2 separate regions of the Homo sapiens genome follow, and region 2 is linked to region 1. The links are chromatin loops, found by intact Hi-C in ENCODE. Cell type or tissue: Calu3. All regions are shown on one strand. Each heading gives the region's core, and the rest is flanking DNA. Links, peaks and the distances in the headings are about the cores only. Region 1 overlaps KCNIP1 (potassium voltage-gated channel interacting protein 1). Region 2 overlaps KCNIP1 (potassium voltage-gated channel interacting protein 1).

The links. A loop is a pair of places that touch in the nucleus more often than their neighbours do. Peaks named below come from ENCODE experiments on the same cell type or tissue, not always from the same donor. Only the 100,000 strongest peaks of a DNase experiment are listed, where the experiment ranks them.
Region 2: a loop joins it to region 1, with 6 times the contacts of the local background. A loop is called at or near these places in 1 of 110 quality-filtered maps.

The regions. Positions count from the first base shown.
Region 1 is chr5:170,568,836-170,573,221 of GRCh38, forward strand. All of the region lies in intron 1 of KCNIP1 (potassium voltage-gated channel interacting protein 1), which reads left to right. Among named protein-coding and RNA genes, the nearest start is that of KCNIP1, 67 kb to the left of the region's middle. In Calu3, for the core only: no CTCF peak of the experiment used is centred there; DNase peaks (open chromatin) are centred at 1,856, 2,736, 3,236 and 3,866.
Region 2 is chr5:170,621,564-170,625,949 of GRCh38, forward strand. The region is part of intron 1 of KCNIP1 (potassium voltage-gated channel interacting protein 1); the gene reads left to right. Among named protein-coding and RNA genes, the nearest start is that of KCNIP1-AS1, 58 kb to the right of the region's middle. RefSeq lists enhancers at 2,002-2,296, 3,780-4,279. In Calu3, for the core only: a CTCF peak has its summit at 2,168 (motif pointing left); a DNase peak (open chromatin) is centred at 2,178.

The DNA.
Region 1 (4,386 bases), core at 105-4,104:
CAAAAGAAAGTTAATATATACCTGTATTGAGCTGAAATTCTGGTTCTGGCCCTTTCTCTGCGGCTACCCAGGCTTGTGTTTTCATCTCCCACATTACCTCCTATTAGGGACTTTAATGGATGACATATTGTCACCCAGCCTCCTCTGCTGGATCGGGATAGCTTTCCATCCAGACAAAGAATTTTCATGACTGAGTGACCATCCCCAGGATGGGCTTTGGTGTCTCTCTTCCCTCAGAAAGTGGGAAGCTCCAAGTGCTGCCCCCTGAAACCCTTTTCCAGTAACCATGGCCTCCAGGGGTCCTGGGGTGATCTCAGAAAGGTAGACAGACCTCTTTAGCAGTAACCTGGAATATTTTGCTACCTTCCTGAAATCTAGAGAACAGAGCAACTTTGCAAGCTTCTTCAAAGGAGCCCGTTCTGACCCAGGTCGATGGAGCTCCCAAAATCTGCACCCCCACCCCCCGCTGCTGTGTGCAACAGGAGAGGGGCTTTCCCGGACCAGCTTTTCCAGAAACATGAATTCTTTTTGACACTTGGCAAACATTTGGGGACCCTCTCAGACCTCACTCTGGGCAGGCCCGAACTGTCTTTTCCATGCCAGAGGGCAGTCCAGGTTCCTATCAGAGTTATTTGAATAATCTTCCCAACACCTCTGAGCTGCAGTTTCTTCATGTGTCAAATACAGATAACAATAGTACTTCACTCATAGGATTGGTGGACAAAGTCAGTGAGGTACCAGGTGGAAAAAGAGGTAGAACAAGCTGGGCTTTGCGGCATGCCACCGTAGTCCTAGCTACTCGGGAGGCTGAGGTAGGAGGATTGCTTGAGCCTGGAAGTTCAAGGCTGCAGGGAGCTATGATCACACCAATGCCCTCCAGCCTGGGAGACAGAACGAAGCCCTGTCTCTAATTTTTTTTTTTTAAAGAGGTTGAAAGGTGTCTGGCACTTAGTAAGCCTTCACCCTAGTTAGCTTTGCTAGGATTATGATTTCCATCCAGACAAAGAAGTTGCCCTCAGTGACGTTCTAGCAGAGTCATCAAAATTGGGTTAAAAGGAAGCAATTTAGCATGGAGCGAGCCTAAAAATGCACCAAAGTAATGAAAAGAGCAAAGCATCTAGACATTTGATATCTGGCTGTTTTTCCCTAGGACCATTGTCATGGATGGGGATAGGAGAGCCATCTAAGGTCCCTGCCCATCTGCAACACTCTCCTGTTTCTGCTCCGATGCTCTACGATGTCGTACGTGGCAGAGCCAGCCCAGCGTGGACTTCAGCTCTCCCAGTAACTGGCTGAGTGATATTAGAAAAGTCACTGAGCCTCTATTTTCTATAAAATTAAGAAAAATCACACTCCCTTATAAAATCCTTAGGGAAATTAAAGATCCTTGGGAAAATAGATCTCTTACAGGCATATCTTGGATACCTGATCAATGATAGCTGCTATAGTCTTCTTCTGATCATGCTTTTCATAATAATCATCTTAATCATTACTGGCATTCAAAGCCATGAAGCACCTGGGAGAAGGAGAAGCTGATCTGTCCATGCCTGTCTCCTTTGGAAAATGCACGCTGTTACACTTCCCCACATGTTCAAATTCATACTCTCTCCCCCACCCCCTTTTTTGAGTGCCCCCAATAGGCACTTGAGAAGGCTGAAGCTGGGATTGTAAACTGCCAGATCTCCTGCCTTGCTCTCACCCCTTGTTCCAAATCTTATCAAATATTAAAAGCTGTGAAATAGAGGCAGGTTTTAAATCATTTTAATCACAGCATTCCTCAGCCTGCTCAAAAGGGCTCAAAGGAATCGATTCAGAAGTGGTAATTATGACTGTGGCCCCGTGCCAGGCGGCGGGTCAGCATTGGAGCACCAGCGACAGACGGCCGGCACTGACTGGGGAGGGCTCCTCCCAGGTGGGGACACCGAACAGGAGATGCCTCCTGGGAGGAAATAAAGCTAAGTCATCCCAGGCTGGGTATCAGGTTTTAAAATTCATAACCAAGTCAACTGAAAATCAGCTTACCTTTATTAAGTCCCCCACTAAGTGCCAGATGCTTTTAGCCTCATTTAACCCTCAGATAACTCCTGGAGGTATGTGTCATTATCCTGATTTATAAGTGAGGAAACTGAGGCTAAAAAATGATAAGTAGTGTCCCAAAGCCAATCAAAAAGTAGCTCAACTAGATCTATCCAGCTTGGAAGCCTGCAATTTGTTCTCTGTGTTTTGGTCACGCTCAGATTCTGAGGACTGCTGCAAAAATGTTGAAGGAGGTGCTACCCACAGGTCCCCTGCTGTCCTTCTCCAGCCTCCACCATCTGCCCGGTCCTCACTCACTTTCCTCCCTCTTCCCCCACATTGTCTTTTGGACTCTGGTTGACTCTTGCTGTCCTCTGGCTACTGGGATTCATCCATGCACATTAGAACCCAGTTAGGTCACTAACCCTTTGACCATCACAGCCCAGCTGTCATATCCCTCCCTAGACTCATCTCTTCCCTGGCCCTTTCACCTCCATGCTGTATACTCCAGCAAGACTTAGCTTCCTCCAGTTCCTCCAGCACCTTTCTCTCCTGCCTTCTTGCCTGTGCGCAGGCTTTTCCCCAACTGGAGCAACTTGCTCTGTCTCCACCTCCAGGTCTCAGTTGAAACATCACTTCTTCCTGGAAAGACTGCTGACTCCTAGGTATTTTTCCCCTAATTTATACCACCGTGGCCAGGGCTTTTCTGCTATGACGGCACCCAGCACTTGGTTGGGGTTACTTGTTTGAATTGTTGGGATTCCTTTTACTGGCCAGACTGGAGGAGGACAGAGAGCACGTCCATCTGACTCACCACAGTCCAGGGCTAAGCAGGGTTGCCGGTACATGGCAGGCACTCAGTAGACAATGGCTGAGTGAGTTATGTCAATAATGGGACCGTGCTTAAATGTGGACATTTCTGGGGGCTCAGGGAATAGGTCATTCTGTGGGCCAGACAAAGCATGCAAGTGAGCAGAGCTGGCCCTTCGCCTACAAAATACCGAAGAATATTCTTCAATATCACAAGAAAGTATCTTTTCCATCATTTTTCTTGAAAAATGCATCCCTCCTGATCTATCTTTCATTTCCTCACATTTAATAGAGATGTGAATACAGAGAACTATATCTCTACTATAAGACAAATAGCACCCTACGCACAGTAATGACAGCCCAAGTAGTCTACTTGTAGGAACAATGAAAGGAAGTGATGGGGGCTGGGGTGAATGGAGGTGCACCGAGCCTGTCTAAAGAGGCTGCTGCTTCTCAACCTCAGCCTGGTATTGCCCAAGGAAATGTGAACCAGTGCAGCCAGATTTCCTGACTTCAAGAGGAGCTGGAAATCGACTGTATGCGTAATGTCCCAATTTTTAAGAGCTGCCTCAATTGAACACGCACAGGCACAAACAAAAACAAAATAAACAAGCCAAATGCAACATCTGCTGAGAGGTTTTGGTTCTTGGATTGCAACCTCTGCACACATTTTCCCACTAAATAAAGAAAAGCTCCTTGCAGATGGACCCCGGTGGGACCTCCAATACCCGGAATGCACCGAATGGCTGGGATTTGTGTGGCCCCAAAACCCTCCCTTCTTGCGCTCACAGTGCTTTCTTGAAGCTTCAGCAAACCCCAGCGCCAAAGGAAAAATATTTATAACCTGACTAGGCAGCGCTTAAAAGATCAAGGCATACGTGGTGTGCAGAAATCACTCGCACATTGTTCCTGTTTCCTCTCTGCCATAGGATCAAATGCTTCCAGTTTCAATGATTAATCGCCTCTCAGTTTTCACCACAAGTTGTACAATGTTATTGACTGAAACAGAAATATTCATTTCAGGACTCTGCTGCTGGAACAAACACAAGCTCTGGGGCGGGGCTGATGATGACTGATGGCACAGGTTGCTGCACATGTTTCTGTGCTATCGGATTCAAACCACCCCTGAGACTGCTCTCTTTACAGATGGGACTCAGGGAAGCTCAAACAACTATCCAACAACAATCATTTAGTGTGACTTTATTAATGGCCACTATCCATGGAATGTTTACTCTATTCCGGATACGGTGCCAGGAACATTACCTATACCATCTCATTTAAGCCTCATAACACCCACTGTTATATTTGGGAAGGAGCCTTGGCAGTAACATTTTATACTTGAAATAACTGAGGCAGAGAAGCCCAAGGCTGCTAAGCAGCAGAGCAGAGGGGCCAGTCCCCAGCCCAGAGCTCCCACCTCGGCTCTGGCATTGCTCTCCTATGCAAGACCCTGACACAGACACACACAGTCTTTTCCAAGCTGGCTGGGCAAGGAACAATTTCTTTTGCAGAAACTCGAGTTACTACAAGGCTTCTGTGGACAGTCTAGGGTAATATTGG
Region 2 (4,386 bases), core at 310-4,309, 53 kb after region 1:
GCACTGGCACCATCATAGCTCACTGCAGCCTTAAACTCCTGGGCTCAAGTGACTCCCACTTCAGCCTCCCAAGTAGCTAGAGCCACAGGCACATGCCACCACGCCTAGCTAATTTTTCAATTTTTTGTAGAGACAGGGTCTCACTGTGTTGCCCAGGCTGGTTTCAAATTCCTAGGCTTGAGTGATCCTCCCGCCTTGGACTCCCAAAGTGCTGGGATTACAACTGTGAGCCACTGCACCTGGCCTTATTCCCTTCTTTTTATCAGTTTTCAAAGCCATCAGTATGCAGAGCACTAGGCCCAGAAATGAGAGGAGAAGAGAGATGGAACGACGAAGACCAAAACCTCTGTCCTCAAGCTGCTCATAAGCCAGTATAGAGACGTGTGGAGTCTGCTGTCCTGAGTTCCAGTCCCAGTTCCCCTTGCAAGCAGCCGTGTGACTTGCAGCAAGTCATTGAATCCCTTTGAGCCTCACTTTCCTTGTCTAGAAAACAACAAAACTGGAAATAATACTGCTTCCCTTCCAGTTTGTCAAGGATGAAGGTGCTTTGCACGGTCCCTGGAGCAAAATGTGTTCTCAATCAAGATTCCGTCTGTGGTGGGTGGAGCCGCGTCCTTCCCAAATTCATATTCACTCAGAACCTTCAAATGTGACCTTTTTCAGAAATAGCATCTTTGCAAGTTTAATTCAGTTATGGGTCTCAAGATGAAATCATCTTGGATTTGGGGTCTATCCGAAATCCAGTGACTGATGTCCTTATAAAAAGAAGGGATACAGGCCGGGGCCAGTAGCTCACGCCTGTAATCCCAGCACTTTGGGAGGCTGAGGCAGGCAGATCACTTGAGGTTAGGAGTTCAAGACCAGCCTGGCCAACATGGTGAAACCCCGTCTCTACTAAAAATACAAAAATTAGCTGGGTGTGGTGGTGAGCACCCATAATCCCAGCTACTCGGGAGGCTGAGGCAAGAGAATTGCTTGAACCCAGGAGGCAGAGGTTGCAGTGAGCCGAGATCGCGCCACTGCACTCCAGCCTAGGTGACAAGCGTGAGACTCTGTCTCAAAAAAAAAAAAAAAAAGAGTGGATACAGAGAGGCAGTGAAGAAGGCTGTGTGCAAAGACAGGCAGAGGTTAGTGGGATGCAGCGCGAGGCTAAGGAGTGTCTGGGGCCACCAGAAGCCAGGGAAGCCTAGGAAGGGTTTTCCTAGAGCCTTTGGAGGGAGCACAGCCCTGCTGACACCCTGACTTCAGACTCCCAGCCTCCAGAGCTGGGAAGGGATAAGTAGCTGTTGCTTTAAACCAGTGGTCCCCAACCCTTTTGGCACCAGAAACCGGTTTTGGTTCAGTGGAAGACAATTTTTCCACGGACAGGGTGTGTGGGGTGGGAGATGGTTTCAGGATGAAACTGTTCCGCCTCTGATCATCAGGCATTAGCATTAGTTAGATTCTCATAAGGAGTGAGCAACCTAGATCCTTCGCATGCGCAGTTCGCAATAGGGTTCATGCTCCTATGAGAACCTAATGCGGCGGCTGATCTGACAGGAGCGGAGCTCAGGCGGTAATGCTTGCTCGCCAGCTCACCTGCTGTGCAGCCGGGGTCCTAACAGGCCACAGACCCATCCGTGGCCCAGGGGATTGGCGACCCCTGTCTTTTTTTTTTTCTTTTTTTTGAGATGGAGTTTCGCTCTTGTTGCCCAGGCTGGAGTGCAATGGCACGATCTCGACTCTTCAACCTCCGCCTCCTGGGTTCAAGCCATTCTCCTCCCTCAGCCTCCCAAGTAGCTGGGATTACAGGCACCCGCCACCATACCTGGCTAATTTTTGTATTTTTAGTAGAGATGGGGTTTCTCCATGTTGGTCAGGCTGGTCTTGAACTCCCGACCTCAAGTGATCCGCCCACCTCAGCCTCCCAAAGTGCTGGGATTACAGGCGTGAGCCACCACGACCTGCCCGGGGACCCCTGTCTTAAACCACCCCAGCCTGTGATACTTTGTTATGGTGACCCTAAGAGGCAAATACACCCTCCTTTCCCCAACCTCTCCCCTCAGACGAAACCGATGCGAAAAGTGCTTCATGAAGTTTCAGGTAAAGAAGTCTGGGACGAAAAGGGATAGTGAGGATGGCGGGAGGGGCTGAACTCCAAATGGGCTTATCAAGGCTCTGCAAAATGGCGTGACGGCGCTGCCCCCTTCTGGTGGCCTGAAGACTAACGCACATGATGTCAAGTGCGGGGCCCAAGTACTCAGGAAAAGGTTCTCATTTGGACACTGGGAGGTCTTACATTGGGGGCCCTGAGCCTCCAGCCCTTCCAAATCTATTCTCAGCAGGAGCTCAGCCACACCTGTGTCCCAGAACTGAGGCCAGGCCCAGCCTTCACTCCACGCCCAGCCAGCCCCAAGGAACCGACTCCCTGAGGCTCTATGCTCCCTGCCTCCAGTGGCCCCGTGTCTGGGAAATAGTGGCCCTGGCCTGATGCCCTGACCTGGGCAATCCATCCCCTGGTCCTCTCAGCTCCCGGGCCCAGGTTTTCTGGGCTACTTTAACCAGGGCAAACTCATTCCTCGAGTACAAAATAAAAGATTCGAACAGCATAATCAAATAGGTCATACCCATAAATCAACACATTTGAGCACCTATTTTGTTGTTCTTTCACTAATCCAAACCATATTTATTGAGCATCTACTATGTGCCATTCTCCAGTAGCCATTCTAGGTGCAGGGGATACAGCAGAGACCTTGAAAAAAGGAACAGTCTCTGATCTTGCTGAGCTTAGAGTCAAGTGGAGGTGAGGAGGAAGGAAATGAATTAACAACTAAGTGAAGCAGAAGGTAACCAATTGATTGACTGACGAAGGGGTACAAACAACAAACACCTTCCTTTCTCCAAACTCTATCTTTAACTGTATTCTCTCGTTTTCCTTCCTCTCCATTTTACAATCATTTTACAACATCTCTGGCTATTCTCCTATATTTCTGATCACTTCGGTTCTCATCACAATAATAATTTCAGTTTTCAAGCATTGGAAAGTCCCATCCAATTAAAATGTCAATCTCACACGCAGTTTAAACGTTTCGCCTGCCCGTGAGCTCAGACCTGTCTTGGTGCCTCAGTTCTTGTGTGGAGGGGAGGAGAGGAGAGGGGAGGGGAGGAGAGGAAAGGAGACCGGGGAGGTGGGGGGGGAGAGGGGAGGGGAGGAGAGGGGAGGGGAGTGGGGGAGAAGGGGAGAAAAGCGCAGCTGGCTTCCTCACTCTCCTTTCCTTCCTCACCATCCTTACCCTGGCCCAGGGCAGGAGGAGGATTGGCAGAGTAGAGGCAGGGTCTTCTGTCTTAGCTGGGCCTGTTGGTGACTTTCTGTTGGCCAACATGGGCTGACTGGAATGTTCTCCAGCATGGCACATGGTCATCCAGATGCAGGCTCTTCCCTGGGGCACTATAGCAGAGAGGGCTCTCTTCCAGTCTATTGCAGATGGATGCCCTCGTGAGCTGAGTTTTGATGAACATCCCATGTCCCCAGCCACCCCATTCAGAGCCTCTTTCTACTCTGGTCCTCTGGTCCCAGCAGCAGCCCTCTGGGTACTGAGGGGAGGGCATCTCACCCAAGCCCCTTAAACCTGCTCACCTTCTTCAGAGCCCACGTGGCCGCAGGAAAGTCACAAACCCTTGTGCTCCCACAGGGCACACGTGTGCACACGTGTGCAGCTACCTTCTCTCTAGTTGGTACCTGAGGCTGCCTCCTGGATTTTCCAGTCTCTGTGTTCCCAGACAACCCCAAGCCCCAAGAATACAAGAGCTCTGTCACCAAGCATCGGGCCTGTGGCTGCACTACACGTCTGCAGCTCAGGACCCCTGGCTGCGGCGTAAGCTACCAGCATCCCCTTCTCATGGGCACCCTCATCTCCGGCTCCCCATCGCTGGGCTGTGACCTGCGGGGGCGCCCCTCTATGGAAGGGAAGGAGAAAAATTCACAGTGCTATCTACTCCTCTGAATGCACTCCCACCAATTTCCTTGGAAATTTCTAGCTTTCACTGACATATCTGGGATGGGGCGGTGGTCACAAAATCAATCCCACTTTCCCTCGGCTAGTCTTACAAGCACCCAACAGCTCTATTCAGAATACAGGGCTGCCCAGCTACTTCCCATTCATTATCCCCAGGTTGCAAGCTTTAGTCAAAACCCAGAGGCAGCAGGGTGTCTGGTTCCACCTGCTGTTAGGATGATTTCAGGAGTGCAAAGTGTTAGAAACGCGGTAAAACATGATGCTTAGAGATTAAGTGGGATGGGGACTGGGCAGATGATGCTGCTTTGGACCCAGCGAGTGAGGTGAGACTGCGACAAGACAGAGCCACTGAGCAGTGACCTGGGGGATGGGCATTGCAGGCAAGGCAGAA